3 separate regions of the Homo sapiens genome follow, and all the other regions are linked to region 1. The links are chromatin loops, found by intact Hi-C in ENCODE. Cell type or tissue: heart right ventricle. All regions are shown on one strand.

Evidence for each region. Hi-C counts contacts between places; a loop is a spot of excess contacts. Peaks named below come from ENCODE experiments on the same cell type or tissue, not always from the same donor. Only the 100,000 strongest peaks of a DNase experiment are listed, where the experiment ranks them.
Region 2: a loop joins it to region 1, with 11 times the contacts of the local background. A loop is called at or near these places in 66 of 110 quality-filtered maps.
Region 3: it touches region 1 in a loop (7-fold over the local background); 66 of 110 quality-filtered maps call a loop at or near these places.

The regions. Positions count from the first base shown.
Region 1 is chr18:3,702,445-3,704,944 of GRCh38, reverse strand. All of the region lies in intron 7 of DLGAP1 (DLG associated protein 1), which reads left to right. Among named protein-coding and RNA genes, the nearest start is that of DLGAP1-AS6, 51 kb to the right of the region's middle. In heart right ventricle, a CTCF peak has its summit at 1,109 (motif pointing left); a DNase peak (open chromatin) is centred at 1,101; H3K4me3 peaks cover 678 bases; H3K27ac peaks cover 1,297 bases.
Region 2 is chr18:3,997,384-3,999,883 of GRCh38, reverse strand. The region is part of intron 3 of DLGAP1 (DLG associated protein 1); the gene reads left to right. The region is part of intron 4 of DLGAP1-AS4 (DLGAP1 antisense RNA 4); the gene reads right to left. Among named protein-coding and RNA genes, the nearest start is that of DLGAP1-AS4, 36 kb to the right of the region's middle. In heart right ventricle, a CTCF peak has its summit at 955 (motif pointing right); no DNase peak of the experiment used is centred here.
Region 3 is chr18:4,001,109-4,003,608 of GRCh38, reverse strand. All of the region lies in intron 3 of DLGAP1 (DLG associated protein 1), which reads left to right. All of the region lies in intron 4 of DLGAP1-AS4 (DLGAP1 antisense RNA 4), which reads right to left. Among named protein-coding and RNA genes, the nearest start is that of DLGAP1-AS4, 40 kb to the right of the region's middle. In heart right ventricle, no CTCF peak of the experiment used is centred here; no DNase peak of the experiment used is centred here.

The DNA of each region.
Region 1 (2,500 bases):
GTCTTGTCTCTTTACACAAGACTGCTATCCAAAACATCCAAAAGGCATTAAATACTAATATTATGGAATCATAAAGGTGTTCTTTCTTCTTCTAATTGCATGCATTCCTGCCAGTCTCTATGACCACAGCTGAGTGACAGATAAAGCCCAAATTAAAAATACTTCCCTCTTGGCAAGATACCTCCAACCCAGTGGGCTGCTCAGTTGGAAAGCTGGGAAGTGGAGAGGCATGAGTCACTGTGTTCTCTCAGACATTTTAATTCAGAGTTGTTTAAGAAGATTTAAAAAAAAAAATCAAGCAATGGACCCCCAAAATGACCATTTCTCACTAAGTCATGAAATTTAATTTTTTCTTTTTCTTTTTTTTTTAGATGGAGTCTCGCTGTGTCACCCAGGCTGGAGTCTGGAGTGCAGTGGTGCAGTCTCGGCTCACTGCAACCTCTGCCTCCCGGGTTCAAGCGATTCTCCTGCCTCAGCCTCCCGAGTAGCTGGGATTACTGGCGCCTGCCACCACACCAGCTAATTTTTGTATTTTTAGTAGAGACAGGGTTTCACCATGTTGTCCAGGCTGGTCTCGAACTCCTGACCTCAAGTAATCCACCTGCCTCGACCTCCCAAAGTGCTGGGATTACAGGCATGAGCCACCACACCCGGTCAATTTTTTCTTTAATGTGGGAAACAGAATTGCCACCTCTCCCTGCAACACCTGAAAGGAAGCATGGTCTCTAGGCAAAGCCATTCTTGCCAACCTCTGGGGTCCCTGGCATGTGGCACTCAGCCCTTCCCGTGGGCCCCGCAGAGCATCCTCCTAGGGGCTAGGATGTGGAGAAATGCAGTGAGGTGACTCAGCTGCTGTGTCCTTTCTGCTGTCACTGCTGTCTTGTTTTTACATTTTTTAAAGTATCTGTTCTTGGGTGCTTATGGTTTTACAAAGCAGCCCTAATGTTCCCAATGGTATAATTGCCTGATATAGCCATGACTGCTGCTCTGGGAACTGTCAAGATTAGAAGCCCTGCCTGTGAAGGGGAACGTGGGGAGGAATTTGTATCATGTAGGGTGCAGTAATCTCCAAGGAAATTCTCTTCGCAAAAACCGTGTGTGGAAAGTCTCCCTCTGGCGGCTGCTGAGGTGTGTTCATAGGGGAAAGAATGCATGTCAACCGTAAATGGAGTCTGTGAAGCTGCAACTAAAATGTTTCCAGAAAAGAGGGCATTTGGTTGCATCTTCGGGAGGAAAATAAGAAACAATTCTTTTCTAGAATTAAAAAACAAAAACAAAAAACAAAAAAGAACGAAAAGAGAAGAAGAATGCAGAGAATGTGTCCATATCTAGTGAACTTTCAAATATCCCTCCGTCTTCTAAAAAGAAACAAGTGGACAACAGCCACTCGCTCTCCTCTGAACACACATCCTCCTCACACTCCTCCTTCTACAGAGATCAGGGCCACTGCACTTTCGTGCTTGAAGCAGTTCTGGGAATTTCTGTCCTCTATTTTCTGTGTCTGTCTAGTTCACTACCAGTCTCATTTATTTGTCCTTTATAGTATTTCTTTATGATACTTCTCATGTTTTCTTGCCCTTCCTATTAATTTCTCCAGCCTATGCATGGACAACTGCCCAGTGGCATTTGGAGTAAATGCAATAAAATTCAGAGCACGTGAATCAAAGGCTCTCAGTTGGCAAGTTCAGGTCTTTTGTCAGGACAGCGCCACATTCCATCCCAAGGACCAGCTATATCCGGTGATCCTGAGACACAATCTTGACACCACTTCAAAGATTCTGGAATTTGGAATTCAGGACCTCTAGTGCCATCATGTGCCTGGGTCCCCATCCTCCTTCCTAACCCTTGTTTTCCCTGAATGGCCTCATGACCTGTTGGCACCATCAGGCTCCACATCTTAACCAGCTCTGGGCTGATCCTGCCTTCACAGAATTGAGAACACTCCAGAGACCCTTGCTTGCCTTTGTCCTAGCAAGTAAGCTTTCATGTCAATTTCTAAGACAAAGTCTCCATCTTATACTCCTTTCTGGGACTTGGATCCCTGTCCTCTCTCTTCTCCCTCTGTCCCTTACTGCTTCCTGGATGAACTGCCTGTACCTGAGTGGCTGCAGGAGCGAGCCTGTCATTCTCCTCAACCCCACTGGTAAGGGGCCTGCCACTGGGCTGCCCTGACTTTTCAGTTGTTACTTATTCCTCATCCAGCAGCTGTCTCCTTCCAGATCTGAGCCCTCTGGCTCCCCACAGAGATTTACTTAAAGTCTTCCAGCTGTGTGATTTGCTAAGATGCCAGCTACCTTGTTGTATCTGATTACTTCTAAGATGATACATATAGGATCCCATAGCCTGCCTCGCTCCCCTGTCTCTCAAACCCAGGGAAGGGTCTAGGAAGAAGCCCAGGATCCTAGGGCGCCTGCATGCAGGAAGTCCACAACCCTGCCAGGCTCTCCCCTAGGGGTCTGTTGCTGCCTCTCTTGGGAACTTGTCTATTGCCATCCCATAG
Region 2 (2,500 bases), 290 kb before region 1:
GCTATGATGGCGCCACTGCACTTTAGCCTAGATGACAGAGCGAGACCCTGTCTCAGAAAGAAAACACAAAACAAAAAGATAATGAGAGAGAGAGAACACATGCGCACAAGCAAATAATGTAGGCAAGTGCTTCTCAGACTCTGTAGTGAAGGGCCACTTTTCCCCCCAATAATTTGTAAGCGACACTTGAAATATACAAAATCATATGCTTGAATTTAGTGGCAATATCAAATTACTTTAAATGTTTCTAAATGTGTTTTGTTGTTGTTGTTGTTTTTGTTACTTTCTATTCACAAGTCATCATAGCTTGGTAGCAAACAGTTCATGGAGCAGCCTTGATATTGACCACATAGGAAAAGAGTAGAAATGTAAGGCAATAAAGATAGAGGTAGTCACGGGTATATAGATGTGACGATGTTTGCATGCTTGTATGGACAGAAATACATGTAACAAATATGACAAAAGTGATGCCAAGCATTTGGATCCTAAAAATAAATTTACTGATTAAATTTACATTTATAAAAATATTTCCAGATTACCTAACAAAGCAAAACCCAACACTCCAGGTTATATACATATAAACTTTTAATAATAATATGTATGTTTCTTTCAGGTGGAGAAAAGTCTGTATAGTATGCTACCAATTATCTAATAAAGGAGACGGGATAAAAAATACAAATATATATCAATTTTGTATAATTTGTATACAAATTATATACAAATATATACTAATGGACATATAAATCACAGCATTTAAAAATAAAATATTTAAAGGTAGAGGAAGGAAATAAGATTGAGGAGACAGGGAGAAAAACTAGACTTGTTTTGTAAATTTGACTCTAGAGTCATGTAAAACTTTGCATTATTACAAAGCAAAATTCAATTTAAAATAAAGTGATTCCTGAATATCAAAAGTAAAATAAGCCTATTGAGCCTGTCTGTCCAGTAGGTGGCAGAACAGCACCAAAGGGACTATTCCCAAGTGACCGTAAAACACAATAATTTGCCTGTTTTAGCGGAATGTTATCATAATGACAAAAACAACTGCAAAGTATCTTAAGCTGATTTTTGTAATCATTTTGCTAGTGGTAGTCTTCTATTTATTCGAGACTGTTGCACATGTGTATTATGAATACAGCAAATGAATAATTATATTCATGTCAATAAAATTTGAAATTTGACAGGGAAAAGGACACTGTGAAAAAAGTCCTCTACTTGAATTTGAATAGGAAACATCATGAATTCATGATGAATATTATTTTATTAAAATACATGTTTTCTAGCTTTGTTCTCTGAAAAGATGGAACGTGCTCAACCCTTCACACACAGATAATGTTCTCTACATACCATTTTCCACTAAAAGGAATCACAGGCTCCCTGAAGAAATAGCTGATTACAGGTCTGTGGAAGGAAGTGTACAAGACGGACCTGGAATATCATAAACGGCTTTGGTGATATCAGAACTCTGCAATTAAGTTAACTCTGCAATGAACTGAGGCACATCAAATATTAACATTCATGAATTCCTAATAATACTGTTAAAATAAAATATTATTGATCATCCTTGGAAAATGCAAGGAAACCAAAATCATTATTTTAAAAACTGGCAAATAAAAGGAAGAGATCAAACATTTTTCCTAACTTCCCTATACATATTATTCCAAGTAACCAAGCAGTTGATGAGATGTTTCTCTTGATAAAAGTACTCCATCTAATAAATGAAGAAGGAATTTTAAAATTTGAGTATTGCCATTTTGCAACCTTTAATGAATTATTGGGTGTAGACAATGGTAATCAATGACTGCCAACATCACAAAAAAGCCACCAGACATATGCTTCTGTATGGAGGTACACACCACCACCTGTGGGGTATTTTGGCCAAAAATTGAACCTCAGTCTGATGATGTACCTGGGTCTACTGTATTCAGTACTAATCCCATGTGGCTACTGAGCATTTGAAATGTGGATAGGCCAAATTGAGATGTTCTGTACACGTAAAATACACACCAGATAGCAAAAACTTAATATGAAAAAAAGATGTAAACTATCTCAATAATTTTTAATATTGACTTTAATATTGACTTAAATTTTAAAATTTAATATGTATGTATGACTACATACATAATATTTGTGACATATTGGGTTAAATAAAATTATATTATTAAAATTAATTTTAATTTTAATGTTTTCTTTTTTTAAATGTGTATTTTAAAATTTTAAATTATATTTGTGGCTCATATTTCTATTGTATGGTGCTGTTCTTAATTCTAACTACAACTTACAGGAAATACACTGGACAGAGGAACATGTTAAATGACACCTTACAGGAAATACACTGGACAGAGGAACATGTTAAGTGACACCAGAAGGATAGAAACAGTAAAACTCAGGCTTTAGAAAACTCTGCAACTTGAGGCCCTCATAAGGACTTTTCTGTCCTCCTTTGACCAAACTGTTTAACCGAGCCTAGGGGTGAGGGGGAGCGACCCAAGCTGGCATC
Region 3 (2,500 bases), 300 kb before region 1:
AATGCCACCTCTTTCAAACTTTCCCATTCAATACCTTTTATCTCTACCTGTAAAATGAAATACTTTGTTTTCTGTTTAGAGTTGAAAGAATTTCTTAGCTAGACTTTAAGCAGGAATAACAACAAATGCTTTCAAGATAAATCTGTTAACTTCCAAAAAAAAAAAAAAAAACAATGATATTAAGCACCTGAAAAAGAAGATGGGTCCAAAAAGAAATTACATCCTTGGGCTCCTGCCTTCTTTTCTCTCTTTTCTCCTATCCCTTAAATCTCAGTCAGTCACTTCCCAGTCCTGTGCCTGAGGATGTCCAGGTGATCTGGACCCATGGCCAATTCCATGGCACCTTCCCTGTCTCTACCAAGAGCAGAGGATCCAACTACAACCCGGAGGAGGCCTGTTAGAACCAACTGGGAAGCTTTTATCAAACTATTGTTTCCTCCCAGTATATTCCCCCCTCATTTTAATATGTTCCCACGAGGGGTCATGGTTCTCTAAGACTTATCCTCTACCACCCTGGTGAAGAATCAGGGCTCAAAGCTTCTTAGGGGAGGAAAGGAAGGAGAGATGTTTGTGACTGTCCTGTAGCCTAGTAATCACACAGGAGCACTTCAGATGGACAATCCACCTTCAACTGGCCTTGTATCAGCATCCAGAACACTCAAGATAGTGGCAACAAAGAGACACGCAGAGACTTTTCACAGACCGGGAAGGGGAGAGAGAGATAGAGACCTGGCAGTGTAGAAAGACATCAATAGATCCCTGAACTGTGCACATATTCTCTGTTGAGGGCTCAAGTATTAACAACATGCATGGACGTCAATATGACCATGCTGATTAAACAATAGTTGACCCCGGAATAATGTGGCGATTAGGGGAACCAGCCCCAAAGGGTCACAATTCTGTTTAATTTTTGACTCTCCAGAAACGAAACTACTAATAATCTACTATTGACTGGAAGCCTTACTGATAACATCGTCATTGAATACATATGTTGTATGTTATATGTAATATGTATTACATATTGTATTCTTACCATAAAGTAAGCTAGAGGAAAAAAAGTGTTATTAAGAAAATCATAAGCAAGAGAAGATATATTTCATTAACTGGAAGTGGAGTGGGTCATCATAAAGGTCTTTATCCATATCCTCACGTTGAGTAGGCTGATGAGGGAGAAGAGATGGGTCTGGTCTTGCTGTCTCGGGGTGGCAGCAGCCGGGGAGAGGCAGAAGAAAATCTGCATGTAAATGGACCTGTGCCGTTCAAACCTGTGTTCTTCAAAGGTCAACTGTATAGTGCATCAGAAAACGTGTTAACATAGACAGGCAGGTAGATGCTTACTAATAAAGTACAACAGAAATAGACTAAAAGTTTGGTTGCTTAAAGTAATTTAAAAGTTTCGTTGCTAAAATTTTGGTTGCTTAAAGTAATTAGGAAAGTGGTGGCAAGGTGGCATAATTTTTCCACCTCTCCAAATCACCCCATGGAAACAGAGCAACTAAGATAGCAAAAGCAAGACCTCCCAGACAACATCTCCAATAAAGCAGCGGGAAAACACATCCCTATAAACCAAATATGTGTGGGTTGTAATAAACTACTGGTGAGATTAAGACCTGTACAGTGTCTTCAACACATCAGAAGAAATAAAAAGAGGACAAAGGGACTTCTGATGGCCCCAAGAGGCAGAGAAACAAAAACAGTTCACAAGTATTCACTGTAAGGCTTGGTGGGCCACTCTGGGAAGGGCAACTGAAACCCCTAGAGTCCTGCCGCCTCCAACTTGTGGGTGAACCCAAGAGAACCAGCTTGTGCTGGAGGAGCCTGTGCCCCATGGACCCTAAAGGGACCCTTAATAGCCATCTCCTCCACAGCAAAACCCCACATTGAGGAGAAACTACTGGAATAGAATCCAAATTGAGCAGGAAATAGATGATAGGAGCAAAGGAGGCAAAAGAAAGAAGACGCAGATGCAAGTGGAGGGAAGAGCAAAGAGCCAACAGATAGCAGATACATACTTGTAAACACATCCAAAAATAACAGAAAAGGCAGCTCTAAATCTCTAGAGCTAGGAAGCTATCCTGGTTCACTCTCCTAAGAGTACAAGAAAACTCATCTCACTTAAACATTAATAAAGAAAAAAATGGCCATCGAATCTACCATAAAGAAAAATGATTTGAGGAATGTAATGTCTCCGCAGACAATAAAAGCATGCCAGAAAGATTTGCAAACAAAACAGAAGAAAATTTAGCCTAATATTTTAACTCAAGCTGAAAAAAAAGATAGCAGCTTTTAAAGAACAGCATAACCCAGAATTTTAAGAACTCAAAAAGAAGCTAATTTGAAAAAACAAAGACTTCAAAAGGAGTTTATAGAAATAGAAAAATATTAAGAGTTGAAGAAAAAACTTATTCCAAAATTTTAGACTACACTAGAAGAAATAAAATAGTGAATGAACACTGCAGAAAGTTCCTTAAGAAAAATAGAAAAGAAAAGAATGAATATT